Linked DNA regions of Homo sapiens: regions 2 and 3 are each linked to region 1. Evidence: chromatin loops called from intact Hi-C (ENCODE). Cell type or tissue: CD4-positive, alpha-beta T cell. All regions are shown on one strand. Each heading gives the region's core, and the rest is flanking DNA. Links, peaks and the distances in the headings are about the cores only. Region 1 holds the start of BTG3 (BTG anti-proliferation factor 3). Region 2 overlaps C21orf91-OT1 (C21orf91 overlapping transcript 1). Region 3 holds the start of C21orf91-OT1 (C21orf91 overlapping transcript 1).

The links. A loop is a pair of places that touch in the nucleus more often than their neighbours do. Peaks named below come from ENCODE experiments on the same cell type or tissue, not always from the same donor. Only the 100,000 strongest peaks of a DNase experiment are listed, where the experiment ranks them.
Region 2: a loop joins it to region 1, with 2.8 times the contacts of the local background. A loop is called at or near these places in 12 of 110 quality-filtered maps.
Region 3: a loop joins it to region 1, with 4 times the contacts of the local background. A loop is called at or near these places in 12 of 110 quality-filtered maps.

The regions. Positions count from the first base shown.
Region 1 is chr21:17,607,574-17,615,019 of GRCh38, forward strand. BTG3 (BTG anti-proliferation factor 3) reads right to left here and starts at 5,328. Exons shown (of 5, transcript NM_006806.5): 1 at 5,126-5,328; 2 at 1,399-1,579. The coding sequence starts at 1,571. It overlaps BTG3-AS1 (BTG3 antisense RNA 1), which reads left to right and starts at 4,113. Exons shown (of 1, transcript NR_149073.1): 1 at 4,113-6,541. It also overlaps a transcript of CXADR not described here. In CD4-positive, alpha-beta T cell, for the core only: no CTCF peak of the experiment used is centred there; DNase peaks (open chromatin) are centred at 4,118, 4,598 and 5,368; H3K4me3 peaks cover 2,636 bases; H3K27ac peaks cover 1,837 bases.
Region 2 is chr21:17,777,000-17,784,445 of GRCh38, forward strand. C21orf91-OT1 (C21orf91 overlapping transcript 1) reads right to left here. Exons shown (of 4, transcript NR_038871.1): 4 at 405-620. All of the region lies in intron 2 of LOC124900465 (a long non-coding RNA gene), which reads left to right. Among named protein-coding and RNA genes, the nearest start is that of C21orf91-OT1, 12 kb to the right of the region's middle. RefSeq lists enhancers at 3,468-3,687, 5,542-5,591. In CD4-positive, alpha-beta T cell, for the core only: no CTCF peak of the experiment used is centred there; DNase peaks (open chromatin) are centred at 2,682, 3,722 and 5,242; H3K27ac peaks cover 3,701 bases.
Region 3 is chr21:17,791,739-17,799,099 of GRCh38, forward strand. C21orf91 (chromosome 21 open reading frame 91) reads right to left here. Exons shown (of 5, transcript NM_001100420.2): 3 at 4,844-5,380; 4 at 3,470-3,532; 5 at 1-1,843. The coding sequence ends at 1,677. It overlaps C21orf91-OT1 (C21orf91 overlapping transcript 1), which reads right to left and starts at 771. Exons shown (of 4, transcript NR_038871.1): 1 at 739-771. All of the region lies in intron 2 of LOC124900465 (a long non-coding RNA gene), which reads left to right. RefSeq lists an enhancer at 2,222-2,391. In CD4-positive, alpha-beta T cell, for the core only: no CTCF peak of the experiment used is centred there; DNase peaks (open chromatin) are centred at 1,753, 2,163, 3,153 and 3,538; H3K4me3 peaks cover 2,324 bases; H3K27ac peaks cover 4,675 bases.

The DNA.
Region 1 (7,446 bases), core at 1,003-6,002:
GTACATGAGAAATTAGCAAATAATATGTTTACCTCCTTTTTAGACTCCTTGAATAGTGCTGTACTTGCAAGAGCCCAGTGGCAGAAAGGAAGTCCTTCTGACATCAAAGCACAAAGTGTTGATTTGTGTAGGAAACTTTGGGGACATCAATATACACAAATAAAAGAGTATTTCTGTAGTTATCACTATAGTCACTGTTCCACTTTTATTTCTCGTGGCCACATCCACAAAATGGGACAATGTTTGGCAGCTGAGTTTAGCAGAACATTCTCAACTGAGGTTCCTGAGCAGTCACATAAATACTACAGTGAGCATGCCAGGGCATGTTTTATAGGAGTCTGCTCTTCTTTACTTTAAGCTGTAAATGTACCTTATACAGCAGAGTACAAAAGACAGCTCCAAGTGAGAATTACCTTCGTTCTCAGTGCCAAAACAGTGGTAACACTGTGGTGTGCAGAAAGCCCATGAAAACATGGGGTCATGTAGACCTGAGTTCAAATCCCAGAACCTTGGCCAGGCATGGTGGCTCACGCCTGTAATCCTCACATTCTGGGAGGCAAAGGGAGAAGATCGCGTGAGGCCAGGAGTTTGAAACTCACCTGGGTAACACAGCAAGATCCCATCTATACAAAAAAAAATTTGTTTTTAAATTAGCCTGGTGTGTTGGCACATGTCTATAATCCTAGCTACTTTGGAGTCTGAGGCAGTAGGATTGCTTGAGCCCAGGAGTTTGAGGCTGCAGTGAGCTATGGTTATACCACTGCACTCTAGACTGGGTGACAGAGCAAAAACAATACCACAAAAAAAAAAAACTCCCAGAAAAGCAAATCCCAGAGCCATTATTTACTAGTCGTGGATCACAGGTGAGTCACATTCATCTAGAAAATAGTTACACTGACTTCTACCACAAATATATAAATGAGATTATTCTTGTATTAACGACATATCAGGTGTCTGATAATCTTAGTTCCCTTTTTCCATACTTTTTTTTTTTTCAAAGAACATATAACATGTAATTTACTTTTAGATGCAAGATTCACTTCTTTCAACTCCTACCATGCCCATTAATGTGTTATTAGGGGTCCTCTAGAATTGTGAAAATCCCTAAGTATTTGTGATAAACAGAAATGCACTGTTAGGAGCCAGGCTATAACCACAAAAGACTAACTCCTTTGACCCCATAGCATTGGCCTCCTGTGTCCAGGCAGTGGGACTCCACCACTCCGCCAACAAATACTTGTTTTAAAATGAGTAAGGAGAAAATATACAAACACCCCAGAGTTCTATATTTTGCAGATGAAACACCTGTAGGCATGGTCTGCACACCCTTCAATCATCCGGCCTTGAACCCACCTCAGGGGTTGATCAGCCTCTGCTTAATCCAATCTAATCCTTTACCTGTAGGCCTGTCCTTTCGATGGTTTTTCTGGATACCAGTGATTTTTATATTTTTCTTGAAGTATTAGGGTCAATTTCTCAGCAAACCTCTCAACTGCCTCTTTTTTCAACTTATCATGTTTTCGAACTAGCCTTGTGAAAAAGAAGACAACGGCAGCAATTTCATTCTTCATTTTTTTCCCTGCAAAGATAAAACATGTTTTCTCAGAAAAACAAAATATAAAAACTGGGAAGATGAAGCTCTGTAAGATATACCTCCTTTACAGCTCTCCCCTTCCTCCTTCCAATTTTATCTTGTATTTCTTTGGCTTATATCTGAAGTAGAGAACAATCTACTTATCTTTATGCCATAAAGGCCTTATTATAAAATACTACTTAAAAATCTTATCACTTAGCTTCATGAAGAAATTCCATAAAGATAGCACGTTGCTCCTGTTGGCTAAAATAAAACCACACCTATCAGTAAAAGAGAAGCACTATAATAAATGATACGACATAGATGTTACTGTGTGTGTCAATATTTAGCTGCAATAATCTAAGTTTAAAATTCTGTGAAATGATTTGAACTTTAAAACATAAAAAAAGTCTACTTTAAAATCTAGAACTGTAGAGCTATTTTATAACAGAAAAGTTCGGCAGTTCCTAGAAAGGTTAAACACAGAGTTATCATATGACACGGCCAATTCTACTTCTATTTGCCCAAGAGAAATGAAAACATATGTCCACACCAAAACCTTGTACAGAAATGCCCATAGCAGTATTCATAATAGCTAAAAAGTGAAAACAATATGTTTACCAACTAAAGAATGGACAAATACTGTGTTATACACACGTATGGAATATTATTCAGCAATGAAAAGGAATGAGTACTAATACAAGCTACAATATGGGTGAACCTTGAACACAGAAATGCCCACAGCAGTATTCATAATAGCTAAAAAGTAAAAACAATCTATATGTTTACCAATTAAGGAATGGACAAATACTGTGGTATATACATGTAATGGAATATTATTCAGCAGTTAAAACGAATGAGTACTAATATAAGCTACAACATGGGTGAACCTTGAATACATCACACTAAGGGAAAGAAGCCAGTCACAAATGACCACATATTGTACGATTCCATTGATATGAAATATCCAGAATAAGCAAATCTATATAGACAGAAGACAGATTAGTGGCCTACGGGGAAGTGGGAAACCAAGAAAAGGAGCATTGCTAATAAGTACAGGGTTACTTTTTGAGGTGATAAAAATATTTACTAAATTTCACTATAGTAATGGTTGTACAACTTTGTGAATATACTAAAACCATTGAACTGTACATTTTAAATGGGTGAATTGCATGGTATATAAATTAAATCCCAAAACTGTTCTACATAAAAAATTTCAGCATTGACTTTCCGAAAGTACTCTTTCAGGAAGAGAGATACATTTATCCACAAGTTAAGAGACACAAAAACTAGTGGATCTATCAGGACATATTTAAGAAATGGAAATTCAGGTCACCCGCAGAAAAACAAACTAAAAGAAATAATCAGAGATTTAGCTACATTTTGGATTGCCTCAAAGGACTTTAAAAATGGTATATCTGATTTATCATTGATTAATCCTTAAGGGCAAACCCTTGTCCTAAGATTGTTTTGATGTATGTTGTCTCTACTCAGTGAGCTCATTCATCTGGCTGCTGTAACCTGGAGTTATTAAGATGCTGCCTTTAGTAAGCAACATCACCTTTTTGGGAGCCAATTACGTATTAAAAACATACAGCCTCTGCTATGTTTAGCATAAAAACAACTAACCTAGCAGTAGTTTGTGTTCCCACATTTCCAAAAAAATAAAGCTGATTGTTAGCTTTCTTTTCTCAAACTGCTCTTTCAGTCTCTCTTCAGAATATGACTCCTTTATTCCAAGTGCAAATTCAAACAAGGAACCTCACTGTGAAATAAATTCTACACAGTTATCTGAGAGGTGTGCTGGCAGCCGCAGATAGCCTGATGGAGGGGAAGGCACACAAATCTTCCTCCCAGAACCCTAGAATGAGAAATTCACCTTCTACAGCCAGCTAGCAGGCACCGGGCATGGGTCCACACACGAGTGTACACGTATACATAACCCCAGCCCACCACGACTGCTGTGCAGCCTCCTCCTGAAAAATGTAAGCCATTTCCACTTTGTAAAGCTACGTTTATATTCCACCACGATACGATGGAAAAGAAAACCCAAGGCAATTTAATATACGGGTTGGGAAGAAAGTTTTGCTGATGGAACTACATTAGCCTCCACTCCAGCAAAGCAAACAAGGAACCACACTAAAGAAATGTACTGAATCTTTTAACTAGATCTTTCTCCTCATTCATTACATTTGCCAACTATGTGCCACATATCTGAGTTCTGGATTTGTTTCTGTTTGCTCTGCTTCATATAAAAAAATAGAAAAGAAGGAAAGAACCACTTAGTGGTTGCTTTTGGTTGTAACACAAGATGACTCATTTGGACTTTTGTTTTCCCCGTTTGAAGAAATGATAGCTCGAACAGCTGAAAAATAAGCCCACTCCCACCAGTATTCTAGGAGTACCAAAAGGTGAAAGAGGGAGAGTTACAGTCAGGGCAAGAACCACCAGAGGCAAGCAGGGCCAAGAAGACCTCAGGCGTCTTGAGTAAGTAGGCGTCCTCCACCCACACTCAGAGCAAAAGGCTCCCATTTTAAATATCGCACGGTGACGTCATCCTGGGACCTCGTCACCGCGGCGGCTGCTCCTCAAGTTCTACTTTGTTCCACAAGGCTCCTCTGCTCACGGCTGCGTGGATAAAACCCAAAGGGAATCCAGAATCAAGCTCGGCCTCGCAGGAGTTTATAACTTTTGTACTTTTCCCTCCCTTGTAACGAAAAGCTAATCGCAAACGTTTCTAGGAACACATTTTTCTCCTGATAGACGTTCCCAAGGTGGAGGGCGCGAGAAGACTGGCCCGTGGGGTGAGGAGCCCCGGCCCGACCTCAGCGGCGCCACAAAGCCATGAAGAGGGGAAATAATTTTCCAAGGGGCTAAGAGTTGGACTTTCTGAAGCCATCGAAACCTGCTGCTAGGCTCTCCCGCTGGGGTTTTGAGAGAGGTAGGTGAGGAGGGATCAAACATCTCCACCCGCTCTTGAAAGAACCGCCTTGAGCTGCGCCCAACTTCTGCAATCCCGGTTTTCCCCAAGTTCAAGGGGAAGGGCCCTGGCGCCCAATGCCCAGCCTCCCCGACAACATCCTCGCCAGGGTGCGCCTGCCCCGCGGGTCCGCTGTCCCCGGCGGGCGGCCCTGGGTTCGAGGACCCGGCTTCCCGGAGGCGCGACTCTCCAGCAAACAAGCGGAGCTCCAGAAAAAACACCGACGCGAAGGGGGTGGACAGAGGGTGGGAAGCCGCGGGGTTGTCGCCCACCCGGAGGCGGAATGTAACGCGCTGTGGGAAACGTGGCAGGAGCCCTGAGGCGGCGTCTTTTTCCTCAGGCGCCCGCCGAGGGTCCCGCGGAAAGCCTCGCGGGCCGCCCTCGCGGCCCGCAGCCCCGCTCTGGCGCCGAGCCGGAGCCCATGCAACCTGGTTCCATCCCCTGCCCCTCCCCTGTCCCCGGTGCGCCGCCCGCCAGCGAGCCTTCGACGTGGCCGCAGGGGCGACGGGACCACCCTCCCCCGATACCCACAGCCCCGCCATGTCTGCCTTTCCCCGGCCCGGTCTCCTCACCGCCGCTGCCGCCGCCGCTCTTCGGCCGGAGATTCGGCGGCCCAGACCGTGTCCTGGCCGGGAACTGAGGGCTCCGCCTCAACGGGCCCGCGCTGGGCAACAGGGAGCGCAGCGAGCCTCGTCCGGCGCGTGCGGCTCCCGCGTCGTCGGGCGGCCAAGCGCGCGTTGAGAGGACTGGCGGGCGGACGAGCGCGCACACGAGTGAGCGCAGCCCCAAAGCGGCGCGCAGGGGGCTCGCGGCCCGGAAGAGGGGAGGGGCGATGACCCGGGAAAGGGTTGGCGCGCGCGGGATCGGCTCGCGCGCCTGAGGGGCGGTGCCGGGGGCGGGGCTTCGCCGCGAGGCCACCCCCGAGCCCCGGGCCTAGCCGCACGGGAGGCGACACACCCTCGCCCTACCCTGAGCCTGGCGCAGACCCTCGACCGCGACGGCGCGGTCCGCAGAACCGCGGGCTTCCCTCCCCGGCAAAAAGCGGCGCTGAAGGCCTGTGGGACCCCCGCCCGGCCGCCCTACGTGCGTCAGCGCCTTCGGGGGTCGCGCGGGCTTGGTCCTTTCGGCTGTCTCGGCCTTTTTGTTTCCCCCTCAGGTCTCTCCACGCTGCACTTGACACCCTCAGGGCGGAATGGCGAGTTCTAGACCCAGCTCTCTAGACCCGGGGCTTCATGGGGGACACGGACTCGACGGGAAGGGGAACTTGGCATTTATGGACAGATCCTCATCCTTCTTGCTGTAGTCAATTACACGCACGTTAACCGTGCAGCCGCCCTGCTGTATTTTAGGCGGTTGTTGGCACTCCTAGTTGGGCCCTTCCCTGGCCCCTCACAGCAGGGCCTGCCTCCTGTGGACGCTTGTGTGCTGCCCTGGCACCGGCCACTGTGTTTTGCATAAAGGAGAGGCTCCAAAGATGTTGGCCAAAGGAATGAAGCCTTGAGAGTCCAGGCTTTCTATTTCTGAGACACTCTACTCAAGGACTTCCCAGATGCAAAGCTTCATCTTTGAGCAAATACAAATATGGAGAGGGAACATTAACTTTCTGAAGAAAAGAAGGAACATCTTTTCAACCTTTTATATTGAGTTAACACCATGGTCTTAGTTTTGTGAAAGCACTTTAATACATCCAACTAGCGGGAGGAATACAAGATATTCCTACCTTTTTATTATTATTATTAAAAGAGGGCTAAACCATGTTGTAAACTACTTAAGAACTGAATGTTCAAGTTGTACAGTATATTGGCCAGATTCCTTACTGCCCACTAGGCTTGGGAGCATGTTTTCAGCTCAGTTTTATGAATGTTTTAAATTTGTATTACTGATCTTTGTTATAGCCAATTAGCAATTCAAAATGGTAATTTTTTTAGCAGTAATAAATATACCATCCCCCAAACAGTACAATAAACTTTATTTGTAAAAAAAAAAAATTATACTCTTCTAGGACTTAGTCTACTTACTGGTACATTTAAAGAGGATATTTACACCTTGGAGTCTTCTAGGAGGTGTGAAGGTGTTTTTATTTTAAAATCATAACAATCTGATGAGGTTATTTTTACAGATAAAGGCCTTTAATTCTGCAGTTTCATAAAATAGCTAGGTAACCACCCACATTACTCAAAATTTGTCCAGAAATTTCTATAGTTTAGGATTAGTATTTTGTGTAGTATTTATAAATCTGTGGTCCACATTTTCCAGTCTTAGAGCAGTACCATATTCAAAAAATACAGGCAAGAACCTGAAACCCAATTTCAAAATGACTTTTAAAAAATTCTCAGGCTGGGCACTGTAGCTCATGCCTGTAATCCAGTACTTTGGGAGGTCAAGGAGAGAGGATCATTTGACTCCAGGAGTTCAAGACCAACCTGGCCAACATCATGAAACCCAATCTCTACAAAAAATACACAAATTAGCCAGGTGTGGTTGCATGCAGCTGTAGTCTCAGATACTCTGAAGGCTGGGGTGAGAGGATCACCTGAGCCCAGGAAATTGAGGCTGCAGTGAGCTATGATAACATCATGGCACTCCAGCCTGGGTGACAGAGCAAGACTCTGTCTAAAAAAAGAAAAAAAAATTCTCATAGCTGAACACTGTGAAATAGACACATAGCAAACAATGTCTCTTAAACACTTTTTCTCTCATCCACTTCCCTTGCACACACAGTATTTGTTTTTATGTCTCTTTCAAAACTTGCCCTACTCTTGTGTGCTTCAGATGCTTTGCCCCAGCTCTCTTTCCTTGTGAGTTGGAATCACAAAATCACAAATGAATTGGTATGGCAAGGCAGAGCCCTCCTCTTTATGGGACTGAAAGAGGAGAGCTGCTATAAACTAAA
Region 2 (7,446 bases), core at 1,427-6,426, 170 kb after region 1:
TGTATGTATGTGTGTATGTCTACATATGGGCAGTCTCACTTCACAGAAATGTCTCTGCCTCCCTTCATTGAGGAGGGGCCATTTAGACCATTGTAGATGGCTCCCAAGTAATCTCTCCTTAGCGACCACTCTCACCACACTGTCCCAAAGTGACCTCTCATTGAAATGTTGAAGCCTCTACTAGTGAAAGTTTCAAGATCACTGGTGCTATAGTTAGCAGTTTAAAACCTTCTCAAAGAAATGTCTCTACAGGATAGCTTATTACAGGCTCTGTTTACACAAACCATCTGTGGGGGACTTTGGAATTTGGTAACTCATCAGTAGTTATAATGATCACAATCACCAGCCCCAAGACCAGGAAAACACCTCCAGAAGCTGTACATTTTTGCAAGTGACACAAGGTATTCATCATTGATCACAATCAGCATTGGATTTATTGTTTTAGTTTTCAAGAATCTTACTCTGTTCTGAAAACCATGAAGTTTCCTCACTTAAAAGCCAAAATGTAAATGTGTGACATGTATTTTTCCCCAAGGCAAGTGAGTCACTGCAGATGCAGTGACAAGCTATCCTTCAGTTTGATAGTTGATCAGTGAACTGGATGTAAAACTGCAGCAAGTCTGCAATATGAGGAAATTAGATAAGCAAGATTATCTCTAAAATAAACCTCTACTTTAAAAAATAATCTATTACTCCAGCCAAAGTACACAGGGACTGAGATGATTTGGGGGACAACATTAATAGATCATAGATGATTGATTCAATGTGAGAAGGAATAGAACTAAGGGTTAGAATTAAGGATTAAAACAGTCAGTGCAATGATTAAATACACAGGCATACGAGTTAAACTACCCGGGTTCACCCCTCTAATAGTATGACGGGCTAGGTTCTTAAATTCTCTGCACCTGTTTCCTCATCTGTAGAATGGAGATAATTGTACCTACCTCATAAAGAAATTGTGAAAACTAAATGTGATGATGTCTATAAAACTTAAGAACAATGCTTGCCTTTGAGTAAAACTCCACAAATGCTAGATAGTATTTTATCACTTATAATAACTAATGATTTCAAACTGCTAACATTTGAAACTTTGATGATCAAGGATCAAGAATTTGTGAATACTAATGATAGTATTTATTTTAGCAATTTAAAGTAGCTTCTTTCAACTTGCTAACATTTGAAACTCTAAGGATCAATGATTTGATGAAGGATCAAGGATTTCTCAATTTGGGAGCCATTATATGATTTTTTTTCTTAGTAAAAGCATTTCCATTTATATTTTGTTTCAAGCACTGTGTTATGATTGGATAGTCTTAATTGATAATATTTGTTATTTGTTTTCTTTCAATGAGTAAGCTTTCAATGAGTAAGACCTAAGAATAACAAAGATTTAAAAAAATTTTTCAATATTTTATATATATATATATAAATTACCACAGTTATACATTCATATTGTCTTTAAAGGTCAAATTGTATTTTCTTTTTTGTTGTTGTTTCTTTTTTTTTTGAGATGGAGTTTTGCTCTTGTCGCCCAGGCTGGAGTGCAATGGCTCAATCTTGGCTCACTACAACCTCCCTCTCCCGGGTTCAAGCGATTCTCCTGCCTCAGCCTTCCAAGTAGCTGGGATTACAGGCACCCACTACCACGCCCAGCTACTTTTGTATTTTTAGTAGAGACGAGGTTTCACCATGTTGGCCAGGCTGGTCTTGAACTTCTGACCTCAGGTGATCTGCCTGCCTTGGCCTCCCAAAGTGCTGGGATTACAGGCATGAGCCACCATGCCCAGCCCAAATTGTATTTTCTTAAGGAAAATATTCAGCAGTCTCACATCTTTTCTTACCCCCTCCTCATCCTCACTGCCTGACATCAACGTTGATCACTTGATTAGAGTCGAGTCTGTTAGGCTTCTCCACCAAAAAGTAATTCTTTCCCTTTTGTAATTAATAATTATTTGGAAGGATGTATTTTGAGATTATGTAAATAGTTCATCTCTTATGAAAAACTCAATTTATGTATTCATTTCATCACACAGATTTTCCTATTTCATTCAATGGATTCACTAAGTATTTGGGTGCTTACATTGCCTCTGATTTGGCTAGTGGGGACTCCTTCAATATAGTTCTCTGTTATTTTGTCATGTCCCCATCTTTTTTTAGTATTTCTGTACTTTCTGGAACAAAAATATATTCGACTTATCTTGTACCCTAAAGTCAATCATTTCTCCAAAAGGGGCCCGGATTTAGTGAACAGTTTTTAGAAAGCAGTATTTGGGTTCTAGTTGTTACTCATCGCTTTTGTTGGGGGTCACTCTCCCAGACCCCCTTCTCAATGGCCAAGCACAAAAGCACATTTACATCTGTGTGTATCTAGATTTGTATCTTATCTATCTATTGAAAATCATGCATTTACCCCATTATCTTCAATTGCAACCAGACTCACAGGGTTCATTCTGGTTCTCTTCTTTCATATTTGTAACTCTTTGAGGAATGAGAAACCGAACTGCTCAATTTCTTAATATATTTACTTATTTAAATTCCTTCCTATATAACCAACCCTGTGTTGCCACTTTGTCCCTGTAAAAGAAATCAGAATCTTGGGACCTCAAACTCACTACGCCAAAAGGAAAGTTAAGCCTGGGAACTGAGTCATGCAAATATTGCCTTCCTTCTTCCTGAAACAGATAGCTGTCATTTCACAATCCTATGTCATAACATTGTATGTAAGCCAGGTTCCCAACACGGCAAAAGGCCATATACATCCCCAGATGGCCCCCTTCACAGATTGCTCTCAAGGAAATTCCTTGTTAGCTCCAAAATCTTTCAGGATACATATTCCCCTATAAAAGCAACACATGCCAATTGTAACCTTGGTCCTGCCACCTAAGTTTAACTCCTAAAACCGAGTTCTGTTAAATCTCACCCTGACCATGTCAATTACGAGCTTATCTTCCAAGGTACAGAACAAGTACAAGACACGAACCACTCCTGCGCCTACTCTTGAGATGGATGCATAATTGTCTCTTTCCTTTCTCTTTTCAAGTGTTCACCTTCTTTTATGTAAAACATAGATTCCTTTAGTGCTAGTTACAGCCTCACAAGGATGTAACTATTTGTTTCACTGCCTACCCTCCTTCCCTTTCCCCCACTGCTTGCTTTTTCCCCTTAAGTAATGAGTTCCCCAAACCCTCTTCGGAAAGCCCAGGTTACAGATGCTCCTGTGACTTGTGTTTTTCCTGGGTCGTCCTCAAACTTTGGCTTAATAAACCTCTACTAATTGAGACATCTGCCTCATTTTTGTTTAATAACCTTTCCCCCTGCTGATGTTTCCTCTGCCCACTGAGGCTCTGGCACCCCACCCCCAATCTCCTGCTCCCCACTGCCCCCATGGGTGCCCTCCTCCTCCCACTCTAGATCTGATAGCCTGCATCAGACCTCCCCACCCACCCCATGCTAGGCCCTCCTGGTTTGCTCCAGCTCAAACACACCTCACTATGCCCCTGTGAATGAGGACTAACCCTAACCTTGCTTGTTGCACCTGATAGTTCTAGGATGGAATTGTTCCAAAGGAAAGAGGAAGGAATAGCATAAACTTCATTTTGGGGTTTTCTTAGGGGATTTTGCTGGTGCTATTTCTGGCATCTACCAGTAATGAGAGTTTACCTAAGTTGACTGATCAGAACAATTCGGCATACCCAGACATGTGGCTAAGCCGCTGGCTGCTCAGAGGCATGAATTCTTTCGTAGCGGTAGTCTGTTTTCCTGTTCATTAGCGCAACAGGAAACCAAGCACTGGTAATTGGATAAGTCCTCCTTTTACTTGTAATGAGCACCAAGTTAGTGGTAATGACTAAGAGGGCTACTTAACTGAGTTTCAGATCTTGTTCTAAAATTCTTTGTATCTAAGTGAGCTTCCATTTCAAATTCGTTCAGGTATGAGATTGGAATTTGGCTTCTTATGAGCTCATCTGCTATTCCATTTACCTTAGCCTTCTCTTTGGTTCCAGGATATGGTGCCAAAAAATATATTTCTGCACAAGAGATGCTAATATGATAAGGGACATCTGGGGGCTTTTGTACACATTGCTGTGATTTTCTTCTGTTGACCAGAAAATCCTAGCCACACAGTACCCACAGGCCCTTGAACATATGACTACAATATATAACTTGAGCTGCTTTAGTTTGAAGATCTAGTGAGGAGCAGCAGGGTAAGCGATTTCCCCCACCTCCAACCAGGTAATCACAATAGACGTGTGTAAGCTTTGAAATTTCCTATAAACAAATTTTGCTGAAACTGGCTTTTTGATGTAAAGCAGCATTTGTTATGCAAGTTCTACTGCTATTACTCTTCCCATAGTCTATTCTGGTTGACTTTCAGGATGAAGACATCTAAGCTACTTCTGGATTCCCTAGAAAACTTGTGCTGCCTATTCTTTTCCAACTGTGTAGTCCTCTCCTGGCTGTTTCTGTGGTCCAGCAGACTGTGGAGAAATAGCTTACTATTCCATTAGAAAGAAGATCTTGTGTAATAAAAATAAGAAGTGGTATCAGGTCATGGGAGCTTTGGAAATGGAATCGAGATTTGGTGCTTGTCTTTGCCTCTGTGGCTAACAAGGTATAGAACGTTTGGAAGTTTCTTAACTGACTTAGGCCACCTAAAGGTATTAGAGTAGACAAGCAGTTTGTAAAAGGTGCTTTGCAGGTAACCAGGGGCCTGCTGGTCTCTCATAGCTGCCTCAGAGGCTCATGATAGAAGGTTTGAGAAACTAGGGGATTGTCACTGAGAGGGATACAATGGGGACTTCGGTCGAATAATCTCCATTGTCTTTCGAGCAGAACAGCAGCAGCTCTATTTCCTATACATTTCACATTTTGTAATTCTTGAAGGATTTTTTTTAAAACAAAGACCTCTGCTAAAACCAAACCAAACCAAATCAAATCAAATAAAAGCTGCAAGACTCCTGAAGGTCCCTCTAGCTCTACATTTTTAGTACTTTCCTATGATATTTATATATCCCACATGCTGGTTCACTTTGTCATCTGAGATGAGACTAATCTGTGTCCATCTGGGATAGAAATTTCTTCCGTACTTTGATGAAAAGCAGTGTAGTCCTGCAAGATGTGAGTCTATTTCCCCATACTTTATTGACACAGGTATGAAGATGAGAAGAGATGGAGGCAGCAAAGGAAATGTGGTTTTGCATGTCACTAGCTCAACTCCCTCTGCATTTTCTTTTAAGCAAGGGAGGTGCTCCATTGTCTCTATAGGGCAACAGCAGTTCACTGGGTCCCCACATTTTTCTGGGGCTTTTGTGAGAAGCAGTAGGCAGGAACAGTGAAGAGAAACTTAGCAGGAGGCCCAGGTGCTGTCTTTTCTAGTTTCAGAGCTATCTGATCAGGACAAAAAGGAACAAGCTTGTCCACAGCAAGATGGCCAGCAACTTGGTTATTTACCCAGTTAGTCTTGGGGAACACTAGAGCTCTTCCAATAGCTGGGACTATTTAAATTTTTTCAAGGAAACATATGCTGTGGGTTGGTGGTAGATGGGATTCAGGAGGATCCTTCTCTTATACAAGATGACTTTCTGGATAGGTGTTTGTGGGGTACAGAGGGAGGGAGCAAGGAGAATAAGAGAGGAACAAACCAAATGTTCAACATTCTAACACTCTTTAATAATTTATCTAAAATTATTGGATATTGAATTATTAGAGGCATTGAATCTTTTACTTTTTGTATGACACTCACTCAGTCTTCAAATAATTTCTGATTGAACACTAGATTAAGAGGAAAAAATACCACAAATGAAATAACTTGTATTTTTGTTACGCAAAGGATTATTCTAAAAAATAATAAGCTGTTCCTCTAAGCCCTTTTAGAACACATGGAAAACTTCAGAATAGTGTGAGGGCGTCTTACATGCACTTCTTTCTTTGGAGATTGTGATAACCCAAGTAGAGGATTTAGGATTGTGCTGCTCAGAGACAACTGTTTGGATAAAATAATGCCAGATTCATCGTTTCCAGACTTGTTAAATTCATGGAGTATTAAAATAAAATTGAAATAAAATGGAAAATATGATGCCCAGTTGTTTTGTCAAAACCAGTCTAGGTGTTGCTTTGAAAGTAGTTTTTAGATATGATTAACATTTAAATCAGTAGGCTTTGAGTAAAGCAGATTACTCTCTGTAATGTGGGTGGGCCTTGTCCTATCAGTCGAAGGTCTGAAAAGAGTGAGGTCCCCTGAAGAGGAAGGAATTCTGCCTCTGACCTGCCTTCAGACTCAAGACTGCAGCATCAACTCTCGGAGTTTCCACCCATCCAGGCTGCCCTGCAGGTTTCAGACTTGCCAGCCCCCAGAGCTGGTTTAGGGAATTAAACCAATCTTTCTCTCTCCACATATATACATACTTTGTTTTGTTTCTCTGGAGAACCCTGACTAATAGACCAATACAAGATTGTGGTTTTAATTCCACCAAGTAAGGACTGAAAACTAAACAAATAAACAAAAATGAAAATCTACCATCTATTGTCATCACTTCATGAAAGAAAGAAAAATTTACTATTCCCATAGGAAAGACATACTCTCAGAACAAAGAACAATTTTATTGATGAATAAATTCTATCCTATTAACTAGCTTACCACATTGCCTTTACGTGTCTCATTTTCCACACACAGGAGCCAGCCTTTAGGAACTGTGCTGGAGGTGACCCAACTTCTGATTGTGTGGGAGAACTATCCCACTGTTACTCCTAAGAGAACATTCTCTCCCAATAGCTCCCCCGATATGGAATGTGACAGAGTAACAAGATGCCAAAATATATAGACCTCTTTTTCTTTCTACAACATAGGTGCTCTTAAACAGTATGCAGAGGATTGTGTAGCTGCTTATAATAGGAGCCAGGCTGACACAGCTCTCTTTTCTCTTTTGTCACAGGTGATCACAGAAATAGCTTGCTGTAACAGCACCTCACAGTTTCCTCTTAAAATGAAACCACATTTTCTTTGTGCCCTTTCAGCTCAGTTCTGCTGTTCATAGAGGGGCTTGGGAGATTTTCCACTGTAGGTTTCTTAAAATTCATTATACTTGTAGAATGTTAGAGCTAGAAGGTCCCCTAAAGATCATAAAGTTCAATTTCATTTTTTACAGATGAGAAAACAGAGGCTAAGAGAGGTAAAGAGGTGCTTAGTTGTGGCAGAAGATTAGAAGAGAAGTTCCTGCATGTCGGTTTAGCAATCATCTTGCTCATTACAACTTCCTCTTCTGCCTTAATCACTTTTCAGTTCAGTAGCCTCTTTCCTCTAGAATAGCCCTTCTGTATTCACACTGCCTTTTCTTTGCTTTGAAGTTACAGATCTGAAACTCTTGCGTTAGCTATGCTATGGTTTTCTTCCACATTCTGTACACTGTACTGACCATCCTCTTATAAACCTCTTCTCTTCTAGGTTAA
Region 3 (7,361 bases), core at 1-5,000, 180 kb after region 1:
GCAATGCATCCATACTCCCTGGATTTTAAATTCATTTTGCATGACTTAAAGAATTGAGAGAAATCGAAAGCATCTTTCAAAAATTCCCTCCAAAAAGTAATGTTATACTTCAAAGAAAAACAAAATCAACAGATATCAATTAATACCCTCAGGCCAATTTAACACGTCAGCATTACAAAAAGTTGTTTTCAATTAAACTGAAGTGTTTCTTTGCTTAAATACTTTCTTGTGTTCAACAACAAAATCTGACCCAAGCCAGGGTAGGCTGCCAAATTTAAGGCAAATGTCATTTATATCTTTATGCATGAAGCTGCCACGTTACTGGGCTTTTCAGCAGATACTTTCAAGCAAGGATCTACCTCATAAGTACATTCTAAACATGAGTTAAAAACAGAATTTAGAGCCCATTTTAATTCTGCATTGGTTATAGCCTTTACTGTAATACATTATTAAAATTTATCTAGCTGTTTGGCACAATCTGTTAGATAAAAACTCTTTGGAAGCATCATAGGCAACTTACGAGAACATTCTCTTAATACATAGGTTTATTTTTTTTTAATTAGGAGTTTTGCTTTTCTTCTGTAGAACAATCCTATATTTCTCTATAGAGTCTAAAGTTTAGAAAAATACCTCACAATGCTTTCTTTGAGCACTAAGTTCAATGATGGTGATAATACAATTTGGACAGTTTAAGTATTCTTGAAACTTTACCCAAAGTGGCACACAAAATAATCTTACTTTTTTTTTTCAAAGACAGAACAATTTCACAGCACACTCAATTTGAAGATAGACATTATATTTGAATTGGAAGTGAGGCTTGACTTACTCTGTCCAAATTCTAATGCATCACAGTCACTGGTGTGAAGCTAATAATGAAAGAAGCAAGAGGAGGCTTTCATTTCTATGGAGACAAATTGACATAGAAGCCAGATTAGTCTTTTCTTCCTGAACTAAGAACTGCTTTTGTTAGAAAACAAAATAATGTATTGTATTTACCTGAATACTGCTTTAAAAAGTTATTAATTCTTCTTTTACAAGAGGTATTAGAAATTAAAACAACTCAGATTTCTAATCCAAAATATATTTATCTTTGGAAAGCAAGGTAACCGTTGTGAAAACATTGTATTAAGAGAATAAAATGCAGTGACCTGAAATATGGGTGAACATATTCACACATGATAATGTAAATAAATATACAGAACCACTCAAATACACATTTATAAAGAGAATGGCAAAGTACCTAAAATAGCATTTTCACATATAAAATTTTTATATTAAAATATTGCTCATAATAAATAAGAGGTGATATGAATTCCATTTCCCTCTTAAAAATTATCTCTAGTAGTTTACACTAAGGAGTTAATCTGTTGTTTTGACAGGTGAATTAAAATGTTTAATAAAATGACACTGTAACAGTATATTTAAGTAGTCACATGTGATAAAATTTGTTTAGTAATTCTGGGAAAAAAGAGTCCCCAAATGAGCCAAAATGATTAGCCCTAGAAGACTAGAGTATAATGATCTGCTTTATTTGACAAAGATGTTAAATACTGCCTTATGTTTGGCAAATTTAATGACCATAAAAAAACGGACCACAACTTTCTTCAAACTTCTTCAAAGTTTGCATGTCTGGGAGACCAATAAAGGGCAGGGCATACGAAGTAAGTCTGTTTAGGTCAGTTGTTTATGGGTAGGTGCGACTTCATTCCTGTTCGCCCTACTTGCAGACATGGTAACTTAGAACAGTTCTTCAGAAGCTGTTCGATGGCAACGTGGCGGACATGGAGCTGTGAGGCCAAAGAATCTTTTTCTTGCACTTGGTGAGTTAACTCTTCAAAAACTTCTGTAAAAGATTTAAAAACTTTCATTTTTAGTATGCAGAAAGCCGGTGCTATGATTTATATTTCAAGAACTCTAACTGAAATCTATGCATTGGGCAAAGTGTCACAATGAAACTGATTTGATACCAAGGAAACAGTTCTGTTCTCTACAAAGCATATCAGTTCTGATCATCCTAGGCATCTGTATACTTTACATAGCCAAATGGAATTTGGCTCTTCTCCATCAAGTGACTACAGAGATACACAGCAAAAATGGTGGTTGCTACTGTAGCTGAGCTACTTTTCTCAATTAGAATCTATAAACAGATTCAATTAGTACATAATGTGATTTATGGACAAGAAGTGCCTGTTAGTATTCAGGTCTGGAACCCCCTCTAAGAGGCTTTGGAATCAGACTACTAAGAGTTTTGAATCCTTGTTCCTACTCTTACGTGCCTCAGGCAAGCAACTTTTGGTTTCAATTTCCTTTTCTGTGTAACATTAATAATGATAGTAAGCACTTCACCAGGCTACTGTAAAAATTAAATGAGATCATATTTGTAAAGTACTCATAAATTTCTACTACAACTATTATTGTGATTATTTTTATTATTCTGAGAGGCTGTGTGGTTAAGCTTTGGAGTTTAAATCCTTGATCTGCTACTGATTGGATGCATGATCTCTGTAAGCAACTTAACATCTCTGAAGTACAATTTTCTCATCTAAAAGGAAATAAATTGAAAAGGAGACAACTGCGGAATCTGAACATTACTTGTTAGTGTTAGCATTATACTTGATGACGTTAAGGAATTATTAACTTTAAATGGTGTGATAATGAGACTGTGACTGTTTTTTAAAAAGTTATCTCTTTTAGAGGAAATCCTAAACTATTTATGGACAAAAAACAGTGTGTTAGCTAGGATTTGTTTGAAAATAATCCATGCTACTGGTAGTGCAATGGGAATGGATGCAAGTAGAGATACTGATTATTATGCCTTTGCTAACAGTTGAAGCTGGTGAAAATGGCTTAAAGGGTTCACTATACTAGTCTCACTACTTTTATATATGTTTGAAATTGTTTATAATTTAACAAAAAAGACTAATATCACATGCCTTAAAGAACTGTTTGGGAGGACTCCCACATAGTGCCTGGTGCAATAGTGGGTAGTCAATAAAATGTTAGTAAGAGGTGGTAGTTTCCATTTTCACTTAGAAAAGAAAAATGTGGCTGGGCGCAGTGGCTCACACCTGTAATGCCAGCTCTTTGGGAGGCTGAGGCAGGAGGACTGTTTGAGCCCAGGAGCTCGAGATCAGCCTGGGCAACATGATGAAACCCCCTCCCTATAAAAAATAGAAAATTAGCTGGGTGTAATGACAGTAAGTCCCAGCTACTCGGGAGGATCACCACTGCACTGCAGCTAGGGTGATGAAGCAAGATTCTGTCGCAAAAAAAAAAAAAAAAGGAAAAATGTATTTCCTCTGCAGTTGAAAGTTGTTTCTTTCTTATTCTTTTTGCTCTGGAAACTCTAACAGGTTTGAATATCTCATTTCCAAATTTAAATGTAGATAAAGCCAGTGGTGTCCTATCATAGATGATTTTCTATGTCAAAATTTGTCACACACAAAAAAGTACTGACAGTGATTCTTACCCTGGATTTGCTGTAGGAGCTTTGCATTCAGTTGCTCTACCTCACCAAGAGTCATCGAATTCACTGAAACATGAAAATGTATTCACTATTACCACAACAACCTAGGAAAACATGCTGCTTACATCACCAACACAATATCCTATTTTTAAAAATCAGCACTTAACTGCCAACACAACATTCAGCAGTACTCCAGTATTCAACCATTAACGCTCGTAAGTGTGGAGTAGAAGTTTTCAAACCCTGACCACAACCCATGGTAAGAAAATTTTATTTTTATTCTTTTTTGAGACAGGGTCTCACTTTGTCACCCAGGTGGCAGTGCAGTGGTGCGATCAATGGCTCACTGTTGCCTCAACCTCCTGGGCTCAAGTGATTCCTCCCACCTCAGCCTCCCTAGGAGCTGGAATCATAGGCGTGTGCCACCACACCTAATTTTTTTATTTTTTGTAGAGATGGGGTCTCCCTGTGTTGTCTAGGCTGGTCTTGAACTCCTGGGCTCCAGTGATCCTCCCACCTTGGCCTCCCAAAGTGCTGGGATTATAGGTGTGAGCCACTGTGCCTGGCCAGAAACATATTTTTTATCACTCCCAGTACATCACCACCCTCCAATGAAATAAAAGTTTCACCAAAAAATAGTAGTAGGTCCAATGAATTCTGGTATCTCCTATTCGGTTTCAGTTTTTAAAAAGTGTTAGTCACTACCCATTAAGCTTATTTTGATTAAGCATTAGATAGTTTATAACCTGCAGTTTGAAAAATAAATTTGTCTGTCTAGATGTAGAATCTTAAATAATTCACATTTAGAATCAAGAAGTTGTATAACAAGATAGCAGAGGTCCCTTCTGGCTCTGAAAACATGATTTCAAGACAATTAAAATCACCTCAGCTTCTGTAAATTTTTGTAGAAATAGATGTAGAGAGAATGAGTCACCCTTTCTAACTTTACAATAAGTGCACACATTACCTTTGGCCTTTAGTAAAATGTCACATTTTTGCTTCTGAAATGCCACCACCAGTCAATTAGTCTTACAGGGATCAGCAACATGACAATGTGTATTAGCCAACAGATGAAGCTGTACTTCTAAACTATACGAGTCCTAGATGTTCCAATTCACAGTTTGTTGATTCCATTTAGTGTAATCATTTTAAATGGCAAAACAAACATGGAAATTGCTTAACTTCAATGCTTAGAAGACAGAATCCCAGTGAATGAAAAATTTTAAGATGTCTCATTTTTGCTAAGGTGAACCTGTTAAATACAATGTTTCCCAAATCTATGATTCCACAGCAAAATTCTTGACCCATTACACATCTATACAAATGTACAAAAATCCCAAACCACCCAACTTTTACTTTTCTCCCCATTTTACTTACATTCCTCTCTGCTGTAATGTGGATGCTGGGTCTGGACATTAGCCTCTGGACTAGAGATTGTCTCTTCTTTTTTCTGTGCCTGGTTGTGACTATGAGGCCACAATACACTGTTACGACATAAAGTGGCACCTGAATCTTGTAACATAGAAAGTCCAAAGTCTGTATTTTCCCTCTGCTCCAAAATTCTTTGTGTACAGTTAGAGATGCCACCTGCACTTCCATCTATCCATTTTGCAGAATATTTTGGTACTTGGGAGTCAAACTGTGGGAGTAATTTTTCTTCTGGCTTATGCCTGAAATTAAACAGATGATGCTGGGGGTTTTTAGAACATTCAGAATCTGAATCCAGATCCTTATTTTGTGCATACTGCACAATCCAGTTTATCTTCTTACTCAAAATGGTTTTAACTTCTTCATAAGTACTTTTTGAAAGCTTAGATCGAGGACAACCCTGGTTTGCAATTAAATGGTATTTTTCAAAGCAGTCTTTATGGCCCCTTAATGATTTGGTGTGCAAGAGATCAGACTTTGGTACCCCTATGGAAAAAAAAGAGAAACAAAAGACTTGAGAAATTTTGTTTTCTATAAGTCACTTTAAGAACATACAAATCTTAGTAAAATCAGAGTCCCTGATAGTCTGTGAATTAGAGGAAAAATGCTAAAGAATATTAGTATTAATATACAATGTGGCCTAATAATTTCTGCTTCAATATTCAGTAATATTAAATTCTTATGGATAGCAAAATCTTTCTAAGAACTTAATTATTCAATTTTAATCCTAGTCTAGAGATGTTACTGCACGATATAAAAAAATACTACTGAACCCAGCAATTTACCTTTACAGATTCTTGGCCTTTACATTATAGTGCTTTCTTCATGAAACCTTCTGAAGTACACACTTGCAAAAATATCTATAATATTATGAGGTTCAATAACAGAAATACTGAACAAGTTTTCCTCCCTAAAACACAGTAAATCATGTTCTTAAATTATGTTTATTGAAAAAAAAAAAACCAGAACCAGAAAAATGCAAATAAAAGTCAAAAATTCAATAAACTATTTAGATTTATTTTTAAAGAAAATCAAAGCATCTAACATTTTTCACATTTCCATTTTATAGTTACTAAAACCTTATCAAGATAATTTTATTTTCTAGAAGAAATGCATTATACTCAATCATTTTCCATACAGCAGTAAATTCAATCTGCCAAGATCCAACAGCCAGTAATTCCTCAACTCACAAATGTTCATTATATACCATAAATAACAGAAATATTACTTTTATATCTCTCAACTTAGTAGAGTATAAGTATGCTACCTCAATTGTTTTTTAAAAATATAAAAATTATAAAAATATAAAACATTTTCAAATATCTAATACATTTCAAAATACAGAATATATTCACACATTTTTATAAGTTCAAGCCATGTTATTAAAGTTAAACAGCGCTACTTTTATGCTGAAGGTGAATTAGGAATGTGGACCTGAAAATTTATGTCTGCCAGAATTAACCAGTTTAAATCTGCTTAGCTTTTCAAATGGAGTAAGCGGAGAGCCACTCAGGAGCTAGTTTAAAAAAAAGTTTTAGCTGATTCATCAGAAAAAAATACATTTTGTAATTCCTCCTTTCCTTTAAAAATTGAACTCATAGTTATTTTATTTGAACTCCAAAGTCTGGCTAAAAGAAAGATAATGAAGCATTTGTACTTTAATGGTATGAAATAAAGTATTAGCATACTTGTGAATATTAATGTTTTTAAAAATATATATAGTATCAGCCAATGGTGGGACTTGATGAGACTGTCAAAACCAAGTGTTAAATTGGTTATCAGTTCCCTCAACAGTTACTGTAAGCTATGTGAACACACCTCTAAAACATTAATATTGTAAGCACATGTAAACAACTGCTCTCATGAGGTAAACTCAAATATCTGAGCCTTGTTTTTTCCAATGAGTACAAAAATTGCTGGAAACTTAAACAGAATTTAATATACATCTTATTTATCACTTTGCTCCTTGTACTGCAATTGTGAGCACGTATACATTTCTACCAGTTATTATCTGATTAGGTCAAATTTCCAGCAACATTAGAATATGTGAATTATAAATCTCAAAGCTTTATTTGATAATAGAGTATACATCTTTAAAAATGGGAAACTGACATAAAAAGGAAGCTCACGAGCTCTGCTTTATTAAGTTTTATTATTACGCATTTTAGATAATAAGACAAAACAGTAGTTATCACAAGTTATACACCAAAGGAAAAATGGTTCCATTCTGCTATCTGATTCCAATGCTTAGTTTTCTGGGAAACACTGGTATGCAGAGAGAACCTGAAGCTTGCCTATTACTAACTGAAACATTTATTAAAGAGCTCCCCTACCCTCTGCAAACTCTTTTAGGTCTTGTTGCCAACAGATGGTTAGCTAATCCCTCAAAACCGTAAATGGTCTCATTCTCAGTGCACTGCCTCAGCTCTATGTAGCAATGAAATTCTTTAGCATATAAAAAAGGTTG